Linked DNA regions of Mus musculus: region 1 is linked to region 2. Evidence: chromatin contacts called from ENCODE Hi-C or POLR2A ChIA-PET data. All regions are on one chromosome and are shown on one strand. The core of a region is the stretch at or near the end of the contact, and the rest is flanking DNA. Distances in the headings are between cores, read along the strand shown.

Region 1 (4,737 bases), core at 2,032-4,531, 100 kb after region 2:
TGTTGGGTGGTGTCCATTCATTAATCTGTGTGTCCTCTCTGCAGTATCATGCCACAACTTTATAGTGTATGTCTTCAAAGGAGGTCCCTTTGTTCTTCATGTTAAAGCTTTCCTTGTCTGTTGTAGGTTTGTGTGTGTGTCTCATTTGATAGAATTTTCATTGAGATTGATCACATCTTTACATTTATGGTGACTTGTAATCTTTTTTAAAAATACACTTTTTCTATTTTGTGCGTGGGTATTTTGTCTGCACACATGTATATGCACCATGCTCCTGCCTGGTACCCACAGAGGCGGGAGGAAGATGTCAGGTGACTTGGAAATGCATTTACACATGTTTATGAGCCTTACCTGTGGGTGCTGGGAATTGAACCTGGGCCCTCTGAGAGACTAGCAAGTGTTCCTAACCGCTGAGCCATCCAGCCCCCTCCCGTGGCATTAACACTGAGCCTCCTAACTCAACGGTGATGCCGCTTTTGAGGTTTTCTTTAGTATGCCTTTCCGGTGATTATTTCCTTTTCCATCTCTTTCTACTTTTGATTTCTGGAGCCAAGGAGATTTTCAAGCCAAGAACAGTCTAGGACTGGGGTGTGGCTCAGGGGTGGAACTCTTGCCAAGGGTGAACAGGTGGGTTCATTAGGAGCACCAAAAAGAAACAGGGAGAAAAGGGAGGGGAGGCTCAGCTTCTAGGAGGAAAAGCTAACGTTGCTCTCCTTTTCTCCTAGGTTGTCTTTCTACTCGGGACACTCTTCATTCTCTATGTACTGCATGCTGTTTGTCGCAGTAAGTACTTCCTGTCTGCGGGGGCCGGGGCACAGCGACACGGGCTGGCTGCTAATCACAGGCGGTTCCGTCCCTGCTGTTGCATGTAGCAGAACGAAATAGGCAGGAATTTTGCCCTGTGTGCCGACACTTTGGAGGTGCAATGCAGCTTTGTGGCTCTCCTCCTCCCTGCCTTGTGAGGAGACACTCGATGATGGAAGGGCAGGCAGTCGTGGCTACTGTCGGAGCGCATGTGTCCTCTTTTCATTTTCGGAAACATTTCCCAAAGACTTTGCACGGTCCCGGGCCAGCCTGTGGGTTGGCACATGCCATGTTCCAAGTTGGCTTGGAGCGTCAGAAAAGATAGACACCACACTGCTCGCTAAGGCAGAGCTAAGGACGTAAGACAAGGATAGTACACATTCTAGAAGTCTTTAAAGGTCAGTTTTTATATTTTATCACATTCTTTTTGTACTTACATAGTTACTTATGAAATTATACACATCCCTTTGTGGTGTGTTCCCAGCATTTGGAGGGAGACCTTTGCTCGCAGAGATCAGCTAAATTTTTTTGTCTTTTTATCTTTTAAAAAAGTTCTTTTTATTATTATATCTACTTACTGGTGTGTGTGTACTTCTGGAAGCCAGAGGACAGCTTGTAAGTATTGTCTCCTTCCTCCATGTGGGTCATGGAATTGAGGTCAGGTTAGTGGGCTTGGTGGCAAGTGCTCTTACCTGCTGAGGCATCTTGATGGTCCTGTGTTATTTTTCTTTGTAAATAGATTTTCACATAGTTGTAATGCATGTAAATTTGTAGATTCTTTTTTTTTTCCGCCCCTTTGGTCACAACATTAGTATTTTTAAAAAATTAGAAAAAAAATCCATTGTGGTTGGGCACAGTGACACATGTGACCTAGCACTGGGAGGAGTGTGAGTTCCAGGATAGTGTGAGCTTTGGAAGGCAGTCAATGAAGAGTCATGTTGAGTGGGCGCATAAAAGTGAATTTGACCTCAGGATTTATAATCAACTGTAAATGTTTACTTTAAAAAAAACAGTGTAAAAATTGCAGGTGTCATATAACATTCAGGGCTACAACTTCAAGCCGTTACTAGGCAATTTTTGGATCCAGCATTCTGAAAATTGCGAGGCTTTCTTTCCTCTTACAGTAATGTAATTTGGTGAGGAAGCAACGGGGTCCAGACTCAGCAGTTTGTCTCAGAGCTTCTGTCTGAGACAAGCCTTGGTATAGCTCTGCCACGGGAGGTGGGGTTCATTTCAGAGTAGCTAAGAGCGAACACCACTCTAACGTTCTCTCTCTATCTTATTAGGAAAACTTAGCACTTGTTCCAAGGAACCAGCCCATGTTCTGTGCTCTAACAAGGACATGGAGGGCTGGGCTGGGCAAGGCGCTAACACCCGTAGGGCTTTATCCATAGCACTCTGCGGGCTGCTCGGATTGGCTTTTGAAGTGCTGGGCCAGACCTAGCTGGGTCTGTGGCGTTCTCACGATCTGAGCATCAGTGCCTCTGTCCTTCAGATGAACCTAAGGATCTGTTTGGGTTACTATTAATGCTTTGTATTTTATACTTTTAACTCTTGTAATTTCAATGTAGGAAAAATATGGAGTGACCACCGCTTTAGAGGTAGAGGCCTTGGTAGGGGCTGCTAAGGTCTAAGCTTTGCAGATCCCCTGACAGGGTTTGATTCCCGTCACCTAAATAGTGGCTCAAACTGTTTGTAACTCTAGTCCCAGGAGACTCAACATCCCATTAAGGCCTGCAAGGGCACCAGGCATGCACATGGTACACAGGCATACATGGAGGCAAAACACCCACACAAGAAATAAAACAGACAAGTGGAACGCAATAGGGGAAGACAACTAACATAGACTTTGTCCTCAATATGGTATATGAATATATATATATGCACATTCTTATCCTCACGTGTGCACTTAACATAGAGATAAAAGTCTAGATAGGAGCTGGAGAGACGGCTCATCGGGTAAGAGCACTGACTGCTCTTCCAAAGGTCCTGAGTTCCATTCCCAGCAACCACATAGTGGATCACAACCATCTGTAATGAGATCTGATGCCCTCTCCTGGTGTGTGTGAAGACAGCAACAGTGTACTCATATAAATAAAAAAAAAAAAAAAAAAAAAAAGTCTAGATAGGTTCCTTATAAACCAAGTCATTTCTGGAGAAATCCTGATGTTTCATGGTCTTGGCACAGTAGAGCTGTTTACTTGATTAGTATAGAGGCCAGGCTTTGAGTTGAGCCCTGCACAAACAGCAGCTCCTGGCTTTCCTCTTTATATAGAACACAGCCTGCCCTTTCCCTCCCACATTCCTGAGGTACCGACTCATCTTGTTTCTTTGGGCATTTTGGCATTATAGGTCAGTCCCAGGTTTGGGTGGAGACACAGTTATTTTAAGTCTGAAGACTCCTGACACTTAGATATTAATTTCTAGTTAACATTTCTCCTCGAGCCTGCCCTTTGACTATTGTTGCGCCCTGGCAGGCAGCCCAGTCCTGAGCTCAGTCCGGCGCTGGAGGGGACTCAGGGCAGAGCTGCTTTGCTCTTGCTTTGTGACTATCCTTGAATTTGATTGGCTCCAAAGATTGCAGATTTGCATGACTGTCAGAGTAGCCTTTAGAAGACATTGAGAAATGTATCGGTGGCTTTGTTGTTGTTTTTGTTTTTTGTGGATCTATCCTATTGAGGTTTCATCATGGCTTGTAACAAAATCCGTTACACCTTTCCTGCCACAAAAGTGCATAACTAGCCTTGCCTTCCCAGGTACACGCCCCCACCTATCTCACCCCTCCCAGGTACAGGCCCCTGCCTATCTGACCCTTCCTGGTGCCTTCCTTGAGCCTGGTGGTGGTAGTCATGGAGCACTGGCCCTGGACCACTTAGCATTATGTCTCTTGAAGATCTTTTAAAACTGGGGAGAAGCACTGAGCAGGTGATGAACTCATGGCTCAAAGACAAATGTAAATTAGGGTCTCCATGAATGGCAGAGATGCCAAGAGAAGCCTGACCAAATGCCTGCTTTATACTCTTCTCCTGGCCAGATTCATTCTCAGATGTAGGTGAATCAATCTCTATAGCTTGTTCGGTGTATTTGTGTTGAGTAGGCTGTTAGTGTTGTTCTGGCCTTGGGGGTTTTTCAGTAAAAGGTCAAATATTTAGACTTTAAACATTTTTATCTTTCCATTCTAAAAATAGCTTTCCTCCTTTTATAGTGTTAGAAATCATATTAGCCCCTCCTGCATACACATATCAGTTAAGTACCACTGAGCTATAGACATCCTCAGCCCCCAGATAACTGACCCCTTGACTCCAGTTTAAAATGGTAAGTGGGGGAACCTGAGACCATAACACTATTAACAGGGTCAGCCATTAGGCAAAACAGAAAGAAACCAGCTGCATTGCCCAACAGTCTGTTTCCAGATGTGGTATCATATCATTTAATGGAAACTAAATATAATTTCAGAAATTGTAGTGTGGACTGGCTATACCCTAACTTAGGATAGGTGCTTAGGTGCTATAATCCATCACCACAGACCAGACAACTTATGAGCAGCAATGTGCTTTTGACAGACCTGTGTGAGTCAGGTTCTAGGAGGACTAACTGGCTGCACACTTCTAATGCAAATGGTATGGCAACTCCTGGGTCCCATTAAGGAAGGCTCTGCCTCCATGACCCAATTACCCTGGCAAAGGCCATACCTCCCACTCCTGCCTCTATGGTTGTCAGGATGTGAGGGCACAGTCCTTGGTGATACTAGCATGGGGGAATCCCCAAATTGTCTCAAGTGTTTAAAAAACCAGCAGTCTTGGTGGTAGACTGTCAGCATGAATTTGGAATCATCTGAACTTTTGCTGCAGGGAAATTCACCAGGTTAGTCCACCACCTTCTCCAGGTGTAACCACTGGTTAGTCGGGTTCACTCCCAAGGAGTAAGAAGCTG
Region 2 (4,442 bases), core at 1,558-4,057:
TGTGGCTGGCCTCCCTGATGCTCTGCTCTGTGGGTTTCTGTTCGTTCAGCATCCCGGTTCCAGTGACACTTGCATCACTCTGAAGTCATAGCACAGTGTACCAGCTGCTCGCTCTTCCTGCCATTCACTTTCGCTGCTTTCATCTCTAAACGCAGGCTTCGTGGGAGAAAAACTGTGGGAAAGTTGGTCCCCAAAGCAATGGAAAGTTCCCAACTAGGAGACCAGCCCAGCCACCTATGATAGGAAAGACTGTGAGATAGCCAGCCACACTGCGTCAGCTACGGCAGGCACTAACAAAGACTGTGAAAATGGAAAAAGATTTGATTTTATAGTCCCACTATTCGTCTCAAAGGGAACAATGTGTCTTTGGGCAGCCAGTTTGAATTTGTTTGGCTTATCTCTTGGCTCCTTGGTCATTTTTCATTCTATTTCATTAGCAGACTCTGTTTCCCAGCTAAGATATCACCGTCTGTTAGTTCCCTGTTAATTCACAGTCACGATCTGTATGTTTCCTAGCCCTTCCCCTTGATAGAGAACTATTGTCCCCCAATGGTGTCTCATCTGGGAGTCTCCAGGGAGAATCTCACCTAGCTTACTGAAAAGCGCAGGGTTCCTATGAGTACCACCTCCATCTGCAGTGATGTCAGCTGCCCAGCCCCGTACTGCCCATCGGTTGTTTGAAGGTGATTCAAAGCCACCTCTGATATTCCCAGTCACCACCCCCTAGAGAACATCACCACCACCTTGACACGGCACGTTCAAGTGGAGGCAGATACTCTGGAAACCATGACACACCTATTATCGAAGTGATGCTACCACACAGCCAGTGTCTGTCAGGAGCCTTAAGCATTTCTGTTTCCGTCTCTCTTCCACTAAATGAATTTGCTCTCTCCCAAACTCACTGGTCTCTCTTAAAAAATAGTTTCTGGCAGCCCAGTGTCCTCAGCAGGCCCAGACATGTCTAAGCCCCAGTAGGGGATGACTTAGACTTAGGCAAAAGCCGGTGCTATGTGGCTTTCAATTGTAAAGTTACTGCGGTTTTTCTACCCATGGGTCTGAATGCTTTCTAAAACTACAGATAGTTTTGGTGACATGAGTTATTCAATCTGAAGTTGATCTTGCTCGTCACTGTGAGCTCTAGGGTATCAGTGATTGACAGATTGGTGAGCTCAGTCCTCCTCAGCATTCTTGTTCACCTCAAATAACTTTCCTCACATTGACTTTTATACTACAATGTGGAGGCCTCAGCCCACACCCACTGCTGCTGGGAATGGAAAAAGCTGTAGCCACTTTGGCAATCATTCTGACAGTTTCTCAAAAAGCTAAACAGAGAAACCACGCAGCCCCGCATTTCTACTCCTAGGTATCCCAAGAGCATTGGAAAATGTGCATTTGCACAAGTCCTGGTCTACAGATCCTCACAGTGGCATCCTGCAGCATCATAGTCCCAATGCGGAAACAAGTCAAATGTCCCTCGGCTTTGACAAACAAAATGGGAAGGAGCCATGGCATGGAGTACGGTTGAACCATTTAAAAGAATAAAATACTGGTGCATGCTACAACTGGCTGACCCTTGAGAAATATCAGCCCAAGTGAAAGAAGCCAGACACACCAAGCCACAGGCTGTAAAACTTCATTTATTTGAAAATGTTCAGAACAGGCAAATTTAGAGAGACAGAAAACAGACGGCCTGAGTCTGGGAGGAGAGGCAAATGGGGGGAGGGCTGCCAACAGGGAGTGTTTCTTTTGGGAACAATGCAAATCTCCTGAAATTATAGGCAATACGAAGGACTCAGCCGAATTTATAAGCATACTAAAACAAACAAACAAACAAACAAACAAACAAACAAAGGGAGGGATCAAACACAAAGCCTTGTACCAGCATTGAGTGACTTTCCTCTGGGATACAGCCCCAGCTCTGGACCGTACATTTTAAAGGGATAGATGGTAACGTTAAGGGGGTGAGGGTGGGTGGGGGAAGGCCCATACTTTGTACTAGCAATGAATGTACAATAAAAGGCAGAGGGGATTGAACCAGGTTGCTCTGGTGTTGGTATTTAGGAAGCGGAGGCTGGAAGGTCAGGAACTCAAGGTCACCCTTAGCTACTCAGTGAGTTCGGAAACAGCCTGGATACACGTGACTCTGTGTCAAAAAAACCGCCGAAAGCACTGGTAAGGGGCCCACACTCTTATAAGCAACTCCACTGAAATGCATGGGCCACCCTCCCAAAGGGCGTGAAGGTAGAAGGGAACCAGAGGGGCGAAAAGAAAAAGATCACTAGGGAGACTGGGAGAGATGATAAAAATATACTATTAACACGTGTGGAAATGTCATAGTGGAACCCCATTACTTGCATAATCGATATACACTAATACATTTCAGTTGCTAGGGATTTAGCTCAGTTGGTAGAGTATTTGTCTAGCACACAAAGCCCTGGGTTTTGTCCTCGCCTGAAGCTTCAAGCCGGGAGGTGGAGGAAACAGAAGGTTTGGTCACTGTGCACCCACCTCAAAGATAAGGGTGATCGGTGACTCATAAAGAGCAGTCAAGGCAGTGTTTGAAAAGGTCTCTGCTTAGGAGAGACACAGACTCTGCAGAGAAAAAACAAACAAACAAAAAAACAAAAAAACCCAACTTCAGCAGCCAGGGCTCAAGGAAATCTGTCTGGAGTCAACAGCTTCAGAAATTGAACAGCCCTGTTCCACAGCTCCGAAGCTGAGCCAGAGTGGGGTGGGTGGGGGACGAGGCTGAGGGGTAAGTGGGGGGTGGGATTTGGGAGGGCAGCTTGGCAGGGAGAGGATGCAGAGTGCTCTAGGAACCGAAGCAGTGCGGGGATGTGATGCGGAGAGAATACGGGATGTGGCCCAGATCTACTTGGCATGAGCCGAGTCCAGACTGTGTTGGTTAAGATCTCAGCCCTTTACGGGAATTCCCTCTTTGAACTTCAATTAGTGTCAGAGTATTTTCATCTACAAGTAACGGAGACTGACTCCCACGGACTCAGAGACAGGGCTACCTGGGTTTGTAAGATAGAATGTTTAGAGGTGGACTGAAATGGAGAGTGAGGAGTCTCTGCCTTTATATGGTGTTTCTCTCTCTCTCTCTCTCTCTCTCTCTCTCTCTCTCTCTCTCTCTCTCTCTCTCCTTCTCTCTGAGGCATGTACCCTTGAGGCCACATGACCTAGGGCAAGCTGCTTCCTTGTCCCTTTTCTGACAAATAAGATACCTACTTCCTGTTTCTGGATGTTTCCAACACCCTTCCTGTGATGTCTCACTGACACTAATTTCTGGCTGACCCCTGCACAGAGAGGGCTGGTGGCCCAGTGTGGGGACCTTCTTTCTATACTGTGGAGTCACTCGTGGGAGCCACCACACAGTGGATCTAAGCAGAGTTAGCTGCCTGGGGCTGCCTGGGTCAGCACCTGCTTTGAGGTTTGTCTCCCGCCTGGGCATGTAAAAATAGGTCCGAGTCCAACTTCAAAGTACAGGTTACCACTGCGGCTTCCCTGACAACTGGCACCAACTTCCTAAAAAAACGATCTTAGTTAGAACTTCTTTCTGTCCTCAGACTTCCTAGATTTTCCTCACAACTACCGTACGATCTCCTCCACACCCCACACAATGAGTTGTCAGACTGGCCTTTCTCCTGACTCCCTTCTCAAAATTACTCAACTTGCGTTTCCCACCCAGCAGAAACAGGACCCTCGAAGCCACCACACAAAGAATAGAATTTCAGACAACCCTTCTCCCTTCCCCCTTCCCCCTTCCCCCTTCCCCCTTCCCCCTTCCCCCTTCCCCCTTCCCCTCCACCAGTAATTCAACAGATCTACAATCTGGCATCCATGTTTCTACTAATGAAAACTTTATCTTCTGATTATTTCAAATGCTTCCAGTGCTATAGGTTTATTCATCATCAGCCATCAACTTCTGTGGATAAGTCACACATAGGTTGTTTTATTCAGAAAAAGAAAATCACTATTGTTTCCTAAGACTCAGTCTTGCAATGTAGCCCAGACTAGTCACAAACTTGCAGCAATTTTTGGGTCTCTTCCTCCAGGGTACTAACAACATGGCTTAAAAATGCTGTGGCTCTGGGGACATAGCTCTGTGGTAGAAGGTTGCCTTGTACACAAGCAACCCCATGTTCTACCCCCAGCTCCGCTGGACCACTGGACCACTGGACCACTGGACCACTGGACTAGGCTTTGTGATATACCCTAATGCTCCATCTAATATCTAAGTGTTTAGACAGATGCTATGTGGGCCAACATTTGTGTCTTACTCTAACTCCACAGATGTTGCAGATAGGGTCTGAAGGCTCTGTGTGTGTGTGTGTGTGTGTGTGTGTGTGTGTGTGTGTGTGTGTGTGTGGTGTTCTTGATTCATAATGAGAGGAAAACAAAATAAGTTATTTTGCTTGACATTGTGGCTCTTGCCTGTA

The links. A loop is a pair of places that touch in the nucleus more often than their neighbours do. ChIA-PET counts read pairs that join two places held with the same protein, here RNA polymerase II (POLR2A).
Region 1: a loop to region 2 is called in a map of adrenal gland, with 2.4 times the contacts of the local background. The contact joins two enhancer-like sites. A Hi-C loop is called at or near these places in 1 of 37 maps with a recorded cell type or tissue (adrenal gland). POLR2A ChIA-PET finds 5 or more read pairs at or near these places in 1 of 5 experiments (embryonic stem cell).

What each region holds. Positions count from the first base shown.
Region 1 is chr13:112,858,919-112,863,655 of GRCm38, forward strand. Plpp1 (phospholipid phosphatase 1) reads left to right here. Exons shown (of 6, transcript NM_008903.2): 4 at 726-783. Among named protein-coding and RNA genes, the nearest start is that of Plpp1, 61 kb to the left of the region's middle. Within about 2 kb of position 3,282, at least 1 of the 3 ENCODE cell types and tissues checked has a DNase peak (open chromatin) inside an H3K27ac peak, as active enhancers do.
Region 2 is chr13:112,757,458-112,761,899 of GRCm38, forward strand. No RefSeq gene overlaps it. Among named protein-coding and RNA genes, the nearest start is that of Gm41067, 9.0 kb to the right of the region's middle. Within about 2 kb of position 2,808, at least 2 of the 3 ENCODE cell types and tissues checked have a DNase peak (open chromatin) inside an H3K27ac peak, as active enhancers do.